Linked DNA regions of Homo sapiens: region 2 is linked to region 1. The links are chromatin loops, found by intact Hi-C in ENCODE. Cell type or tissue: PC-3. All regions are shown on one strand. Each heading gives the region's core, and the rest is flanking DNA. Links, peaks and the distances in the headings are about the cores only.

Region 1 (4,404 bases), core at 216-4,215:
TAATCTGTCTTTTACTGTAGGAGTGTAGGCCATGACCCTTACGATGGGTGAGGAAGGGCCTTACACCTTTTCCACCCCTACCCTACTATAGTATAATGTGCGCTACAGTGAATCACACAGACCCACTCCCCCTTCAGGACTGAATACTCATCCGGTGATGCTGGTATTGTTGGCAGCTGAGAATCTCATCTGAGCCACTAACCAGGAATTACCCTCAATGGAACAGAGCCTCATTGCCCAAGATTGGACCTCATTCATAGGGCAGCCCACATGCCCACATTCAGTGAGTGGTCTATGTGTGTGAGGGAAGGAATAAAGGCCCAGACCCCTTGCTTGAAGGCTGATCAACTCTGAATGTCCATCACAGTTATGGAAAACCTTTGTTGCAAAAGTGTCCCTTCCCAACTCCTTTCTCCACGTAACCCTACTTCACTTCCACACAAGAACTGATTTTGAGCACATTCACCAATAAATTTACACATATGAATCTCCTTCTCATAGTCTGTTCTGCAGATAATCCAACCTAAGAAATAAGGTAATAAAAGAACTGTTAAAAATTCACAGACACGATGCTTTACATGGAAACGAGGGCTCAGGTAATGAGTGATAAACAGACCTAGAGATAATATGAATGCTTGAATAGATGAAGGAATGTATTGTAAATGACTCCAGTTATTTTCAGAAAAACACCCAAAAGGGTGAATTAGCAGAAAATGGAACCAAATAAATAGCTGATAGTAGCTTAGTGATAGTGGCTCATATGGGTCTGATACAATGGCCAAAACGTCTATTGAAGCCTGTGAGCAGGATTCCTGAAAGCCTAGGAGAGTTAACAGGAACTTCCAGCATCTTGAGAAGGAAGCTGTATTAGTCCATTCTTGTGCTGCTATGAAGAACTGCTTGGGACTAGGTAATTTACAAAGAAAAGAGGTTTAAAATTGACTCACAGTTCTGCAGGGTTGGGGAGGCCTCAGAAAACTTACAATCATGGTGGAAGGCACCTCTTCACAGGGTGGCAGGAGAAAGAATGAGTGCAAACAGGGAAAATGGTAGACACTTATAAAACCATCAGATCTCATAAGAACTCACTATCACAAGAACAGCAAGGGGGAAACCACCCCCATATTTCAATTACCTCCTACCGGGTCCCCCCGAAACACTTGGGGATTATGGAGATTACAGTTCAAGATGAGATTTGGGTGGGGACACAGTGAAACCGTATCAGAAGCCATTGCAAGAAAGGCAAACCCCCTCATGTCTCATATTCTAGCTAAAAGAAAATCATTTTAATTTTGCATTCTACTTGACAGTACATTCATATTGTTTTTTTATTAAAAATATGTTTTAGATTAATTTTCATTAAGAAAAAGTATTTTCTTACCATCTCTTTGGCTAAAGAATGGGATGTTAATCCACTGGGTCCTTCAGCTTTATCCAGGCAATTTCTCTCCACTGCCGAAGGTTTATAATTGTTATTACAAATTGAGAAGTTAGTCATCTAAATATGTATTACAAATGGCAATCGTTTACTTTTTTATAACTTTATGAGCAAAGAGCTGAGTGTGGTGACTCATGCCTGTAATCCTAGCATTTTGGGAAGCCAAGGTGGGAGGATCACTTGATCCTAGGAGTTCAAGACCAGCCTGGGCAACATAGGGAGAACTCGTCTCTACAAAGAATAAAAAAATTAGCCACATGTGGTGGCTCACACCTGTGGTCCCAGCTACTCAGGAGGCTGAGGTGTGTTGAGCCCGGGAAGTTGAGGCTGCAGTAAGCTATGATGGCAACATGGCAACAGTGTACTCCAGCCTGGTCGACAGAACAAGGCTCCCCTGCCAAACAAAACAAAACAAAACTTTATGAGCAAAACCAGAGTAATCACCAAGGAAACACCCATTAAATTGATTCAGCTGTTCAGCAAATATTTATCTAGTGACTACTATGTGTCAGGTTCTATTTTAGGTTATACAGCAGTAAATGAGAGAAGCAATACCTCTGCTCTCCTGGAAGCTACACCCAGGACTGAGATTTCCAGAATGTGGCCAAAGGGGCTTTAGTACAAATTTTCATACTACTGTTGGTGAACATTTCAGTAGTCTTTCTCCTGTGAGGTCATGTCACTTCTGACATGTGATGATCAGTAAGCATTTTTGATCCACTCATCAGTTTCGAGTATGCCCTGCAGAATTACTCAAAGGATATTTTAAGTGATGAAAAATTGCTGAGAGTGTTGCTTATTTATTTCTAACTCTATAATTTTCATCAAATTTACAAACTAAGAGTGGTTATCCACAGAATCAATTCTCATTACCCAACTCTCAAACTTCATTTTTGTTATAGCCATTTTGCCATATGCAATGAAAGCCTCCGCAGTTTTGCCTTGAAGGTACTGATTGTGAATAAGAGCTCTAAAACAAAATAAATCTCTGCTTACCTCACCAAAAATTTTAAACTCTCCTTAAGTTATAGTTAAGATAAACAATGAATTCATTCTTCTAAGCTTTTGCCTCTAGTTCTGATATCTTTTTAATATTTTTTTCTCTGTAAGGTAAAATAATTCAGCCTTGAGAAAAATTTATCCTTTACCTTTTCCTACCTAAATCAATGTGCATCTGTGTAGTTGATGAAGTTTTCAAAATTACTTCTCATTTTATTACAAATGACCTCACCTAAAACCATTGGCTTTTAGTTTTAATGTTTGTGTCAATCAGGTTTCTAGAAAGAATCACATGGCACACTTTAACCAGGTTAAGTGATGAAACTTTACTACAGAAACCACTTACTGGTGTGGGCAGCTTTAGGCAACCCAACAATGGCAGGTGCAGTTAGAGCTAGCAAGATGGGAAGACATTACATCCCTACTAAGACTGATATAGAAAGGGCCACCTGACATATCATGAACACTAGCCCAGCAGAGATGCAGCCAATCCATAGCAACGTGGCAGAAAGAGAGCTGGGAGACTAAGTACACCCATCTCATATCCTTCCACATCTATCTCCTACAGGTACATTTCACTGATCAAGCCCACTTGGAGGCAGAAGGCAGAAAGTCCTGTGAAACTCCTGTAGCTAAGAGTTTGTGTGGAAAAGGGTGGAGGGTGGATCTGAAGGGACGTAGGGAATGTGTCCAGCACACTGTTGTTTTAATTTTTTTCTGAAATAATTTATTCTTTTCCCCATCCTATTGAACATTATGCAAAAAAATCAAGAGTCAGACTGTGAGGTGAAGTGTTCACCATGAAGGATGCACCTTCAAGTATGCAATGGCGTGGACTGTGAACATCGCCTCTGGCCATTTTGCCATCCTAGATTTGGCTCCGTCCATCAAGCTTACTTGAGGAACAAGTATTTCTAAAGTCTCTTTGGTGTGGCTTGATCCCTCAATACACATGACTCTCACTAGATAACAAAGCCCTTCATTACTTTTGAACCAGATAGACGTTTGCTAGACTATTAGGAGTTGCTAGGGCTAGGCGCGGTAGCTCATGCCTGCAATCCCAGCACTTTGGGAGACTGGGGCGGGTGGATCACCTGAGGTCAGGTGTTCGAGACCAGCCTGGTCAACATGGTGAAAGCCCCTCCCTACTAAAAATACAAAAATTAGCTAGGCGCAGTGGTGGGCGCCTGTAATCCCAGCTACTTAGAGGCTGAGGCAGGAGAACGGCTTGTACCCAGGAGGGAGAGGTGGTGGTGAGCCGAGATTGCACCATTGCACTCCAGCCTGAGTGACTTGCTAGGAGTGTTTGAAAAGTTTTACTTATCTCTTAAAGTCGATTTTTGTTGCGCAGAGTAACCAAACTTTCGTGCAAAATATCTATTGATATCATCATTAAAATAAGAATGCTGACCAGAAAGGACTATTACTATACTCAATTTGGCATTTTTTGTTTTTCCTAAACACGGCTATAATATTTATATTCATATTATTATTAAAATATTATAATTATCTATTTAAAAGATTAAAATCAGGTGCTAGACTTATATCATAGAATAGGATATAGAAACAGTCTCAGGCATATGAACCATTTACAAATGACATAAGTTTAGAAACAGGTAGTTGGAGAGTCTGCTTTCTGAGTTTATATTTGCAGGTCCAAACTGGTGGTGAATAACACTGGAGAAAAGATGTGAAAAATCAAGTCCTGTTTTCACATTTCTTTCGCTAATATTTTTTCAATCATCTTAAAACAGTCATATCAACATATTAACCCATTTCAAATAGTGCCACTTTTCCAGATTATTCAAGAGGACAAGTCATGCTGCTTCTGCCTATATTTTGTGCTGTACAGAAGAGCCCCAGAGTTTTACTATCATCTCATCCTGTCCCTAGCATCCCCGGGAAAGCTTCTTTAATTCCTGTACACTTGATCTCAGGGACCTTTGAACAAAATAATTGGAATAAAA
Region 2 (4,404 bases), core at 269-4,268, 110 kb before region 1:
TGTGGCACTCTTATCTCCTCCAAAAAACTTAATTTAGCACATGTATATATGGAATTTAATTACCCATTGCATATTCTATCCCTGTTCTTCTTAAAGAAAACTCTCAGAACTGCAGCCCTTAAAAACATTTAAATTATACTTCTAAAATATGTCTTCAAATTACTATTGGATATTGCATATGATCACAGTGTACCACTCCAGGGTACTTTAGAGACAGTGCAATATGGCCATTTTTCTTCCAGTCTTATTACATACAACTTAACCTGAATCCAACATTTTTTCAGTGAATTAGAAATAATGAAATGTCAAAAAAATATGCAAATAAGACAAAAGGTATAAACCACATACAAAAAAATTGAGAAATTTAGACTAAACTTCCAATCATAAAATGCAGCAAGGCACAAAATTAAAAAAAATACATGTATAACAAAACTGTATCCAACAAAGGACAGATATGCAGAATATAAGGAATGCCTCAAAAAACAAAAATGAACAACAGACAACCCAATAGAAAAAGACAAACAAAATACTTTACAGAAAAGAATAAACGACCAATAAACATCTAGAAAGGAACTCAACCTTATTGGTTATCCAGAAAATGCTAATTAAAACTACAATGAGATACCACTGAACACCCATTGAAATAGCAAAAGCAGTAACTAATACAGATGATCTCCAACTTACAGTGGTTTAACTTAAAACTCTTCGACTTTACGATGGTGTAAAAGCAATAAGCATTCAGTAGAAATTGTATCTTGAATTTTTGTCTTTTCCCAGGTTGGTCTTATGTGTTTCAATACTCTTAAGTTAGATATTCAACACTTTATTATAAAATAGAATTTGTAATAGATAATTTCGTCCAACTGTAGGATAATGTAAGTGTTCATAGAGTGTTTAAGGTAGGCTAAGCTATGATGTTCTGTAGGTTAGGTGTATTAAATGCATTGTTTACTTACTATATTTTCAACTTACCATTGGTTTATCAGGATGTGACCCCATTATAAAGGAGCAGCTGTAATACTAAACATACTCTAGGATGTGGAAGAACCAGAACTCTGATAATAGAAATATGAACTGGCACAACTAACTTGCAAAACTATTCTCATTATCTGGGAAGTGGAAAATGAATATAACCCTATGATCCACTCATCTATAAATTAAGGAAGATAATGTATGTACACACTGGTATGTCTCAGAATATTCATCACAACCCTGTTCACAATAGCCCCAGGTTAGAAACAACACAAATGGTCATCAAGAGAGTGGATAATTCACGTTTAATATATTAATATGAGGGAATGATTATAACTGAAAACTAACAACCTACAGCTTCACGCAATGACATGGATGAATCTCACAAACACTGAATGAAAGCATTCAGACACAACACTGTATGAGTACATTCATATACAGTTCAAAAAACACGAAAAACTAAACTGAATGTTTAGAGTCCTACATTAGGTAGGAAAGAAAAGAAAGGAATAATAATCACAACATTCAGGATAGTGCTTTCCTCTGCAGTAAGGGAAAAGTGTTTCAGCAGTGGCACGTGAGAACTTCTGGGGTGCAAGCAACATTCCATTTCTTCACCAGGGAAGTGGTAATACAAGTGCAGAGGTATGTATTTTATAATTTATAGCTTCTATTTAAAGTATATATGCTTTATGCATGTCTGTATATCTCCTATTTTTAAATGTGTTTAATTGAAAGAACATATGTCAAAACCAAATAAAACAATAAATCCAGAATGTTCTTTGGCTAGAACCAGAAAGCATCCTTAGACAAGAAGGAAGAGAGACACATTATAGCTAGAAGTAGAAAGCATCCTTAGACAAGAAGGAAGAGAGACACGTTATAGCAGTCACATCTAGTGACAAAATTCATTGAGTAAGCCATGAAAATACATTGATTATCCAGATACCTTATCTTAAAAATATTATACTTCCATGTCAAAAAAGCAAAGGAAGACATGACAGAAGATGCTTTTGGAATTGGAAATTGCCTTCTTTTAAAAGTTTAGTGAGATGCATTTGGCTCTAGTGAACCAAAAGAAGTTATATGGTCACTTCATATTTGTGTATTAAAATAATTCAGTCATCATTTAAGAAATACTTAGGTAGAAAGTACTAATACAAGAATGGGCTACTATGATGAGTCTAAGAGAGCTGACACCACAACTTGACAGCTAACTGACAGGCTGATGAACAGTAACATTTATGAGCAAAGGTTTAAGAGGCCTAAAGTTGGAATATGCAGGAAAATGCCTTAACTAATATGTCACATTAAGCCAAAGTACAGATTGTTGCCTAAGAAACCCATGAAACAAAATTTTTTTCTTCACATAATTAATGAACTGCTTATGAAAATAAAAATGTATTAATTTTTCTCTTGAATAATTTTTATTACAAAAACAATCAGCAAAATATGTATGAGTCATTGCCTAAATTCTGCACAGAACTGTCAATGGACACACTTTATTTTTCTCTTTTTCTAATAAATTGTCATGCTTAAGGATTTGCATATTTTATATCAGAGGGCCTGAGGTTTCCCCAGTGTTTGTTTAATATAGTTAAGTAAATACCATAGAGCCAATGAAGTGAGTAATACTCAGTTTGCTTCCATCTCAGCGTCAGTGACAGGATATGGGTGACTGTCAAATACACACAGAATGACTTTTCTCCATTTACAATCTCACAGCTTTAATATCAAATAAAATCTCTCCAGAACCCTTTTAAGAATCTAAAGACAAAATCACTTCTGCATAAATCCTGCCTAAACCACCCAAGATTTAAAAATGTACTTTGGTCAACAACTTTCATCGAGTATCTCTCTTAGGAAAGCAGCAACTAAAACAAAAAAAAAAATTTACTGGTTCCCAATATTTAAAAGGTTTTTCATACTTGCCATTTATGTTTATTCTCTAGCTCTCTGGGGAGGAATTTTTTTATAAAAGTATCATAAGAATATACAGTAAATATATTCAGATCCAACTCTTCCCATAAATCATGATATCATGTACCATAAACCTCATTTGGGATTCAGTGTATTCTAATATTTTTAAGTGGCATATTCTTAAGGAAAAAAACTGTCTATTTATCCTAGGAATAATCCTGTGGGACCCCACACACATTTTCTTTTATTAATAAATTAGTATACATTAATATCCAATTAAAATATTTTAAAATTTAAATTATTCTAACTCTCTAACTAGGGAAAATATTCTAATTTTGAAAGAGACCACATATTTTGCTTTTATTGTTAAAATATTCAGTGGAATTATTTTTCACTTTCAACTAACATAGTAATAATATGTTAATAAAAGAGTCTATATTGGTACATAAAAAAGACTTCCAAGACCACACATGAAAGCAAAATGGGCACCTCGGCAGGGTTGAGGTACAAACACACCCACACACAAAGATAGACACCCACACACCCATACAAAATCAACCAAAAGTATTTGCTTGATATGTATACCATGCACTTTGAGTAGTAAAATAAATGACTGTCCTTGTCCTTAAGGAACTTTCAGTCCCTATGTAGAGAAATGTGTCCCCATGAAAACATAACAGGAAGCATAATTTCAACTTTAGAGGAGGTGTAACATGGCTGGGTTTTAAAGGGTGGAAAAGGTCACTGGGCAAAAAGAACTACAGCAAGAATTCTAAATGGGATGGGATGAGATGTGTTACCAATGGAGTGGAGAAAGGAAAACAAGCCTCCTTCAGAGAACGAATAAATAAATTGCTGTTGCTAAAGGAAAGAATTCTTACAAGAGGCTTGAGAAGGGGAAGACTAGTTAAGGGTAGTGATCCACCAGTGTACAGACATGAAATACTGGACAGTGGGCCTTTGATGTCATCCTCGCAGTCAGGCTTCTACTTTTTAAATGTTGTATACTCAGGTTAGCTTCAGGAGGGACTAGTCATCAAGCCTGAATTTTATGCAAAGCACTGCATATATGAACTTTTTCTGGAGAATATGTCCAGAAGAATTTGCAGTTCTTAATCTGAATAAATAGGCAATTGCTAGTATCCTTTATAAGAGGGGTGTCCAATCTTTTGGCTTCCCTGCACCACACTGGAAGAAGAAGAATTGTCTTCTTCCAGTGTGGCCCAGTGTAGCCACACATAAAATATACTAACACTAACAATAGCTGATGAGCTTAAAAAAATCACAAAAAAATCTCATAATGTTTTAAGACAGTTTACGAATCTGTGTTGGGCCTCATTCAAAGCCGTCCTGCGTTGCATGTGGCCCCATGAGTCACAGGTTGGACAAGTTTGCTTTAAACCTTCAAGCTAAGGAGTCAAATTCGTAGAAAGACACTCAGTTCTACTGTAGACATGTGTTTGAGATGGTATGAAGATATTCAAAAAATAATGTTTATCAAGAGTTTGGAGA

What was found. Peaks named below come from ENCODE experiments on the same cell type or tissue, not always from the same donor. Only the 100,000 strongest peaks of a DNase experiment are listed, where the experiment ranks them.
Region 2: a loop joins it to region 1, with 7 times the contacts of the local background. A loop is called at or near these places in 1 of 110 quality-filtered maps.

The regions. Positions count from the first base shown.
Region 1 is chr2:204,531,337-204,535,740 of GRCh38, reverse strand. No RefSeq gene overlaps it. Among named protein-coding and RNA genes, the nearest start is that of PARD3B, 12 kb to the left of the region's middle. In PC-3, for the core only: no CTCF peak of the experiment used is centred there; DNase peaks (open chromatin) are centred at 1,580 and 1,910; H3K4me3 peaks cover 619 bases; H3K27ac peaks cover 1,829 bases.
Region 2 is chr2:204,643,383-204,647,786 of GRCh38, reverse strand. The region is part of intron 1 of PARD3B (par-3 family cell polarity regulator beta); the gene reads right to left. Among named protein-coding and RNA genes, the nearest start is that of PARD3B, 100 kb to the right of the region's middle. In PC-3, for the core only: no CTCF peak of the experiment used is centred there; a DNase peak (open chromatin) is centred at 2,606; H3K27ac peaks cover 2,427 bases.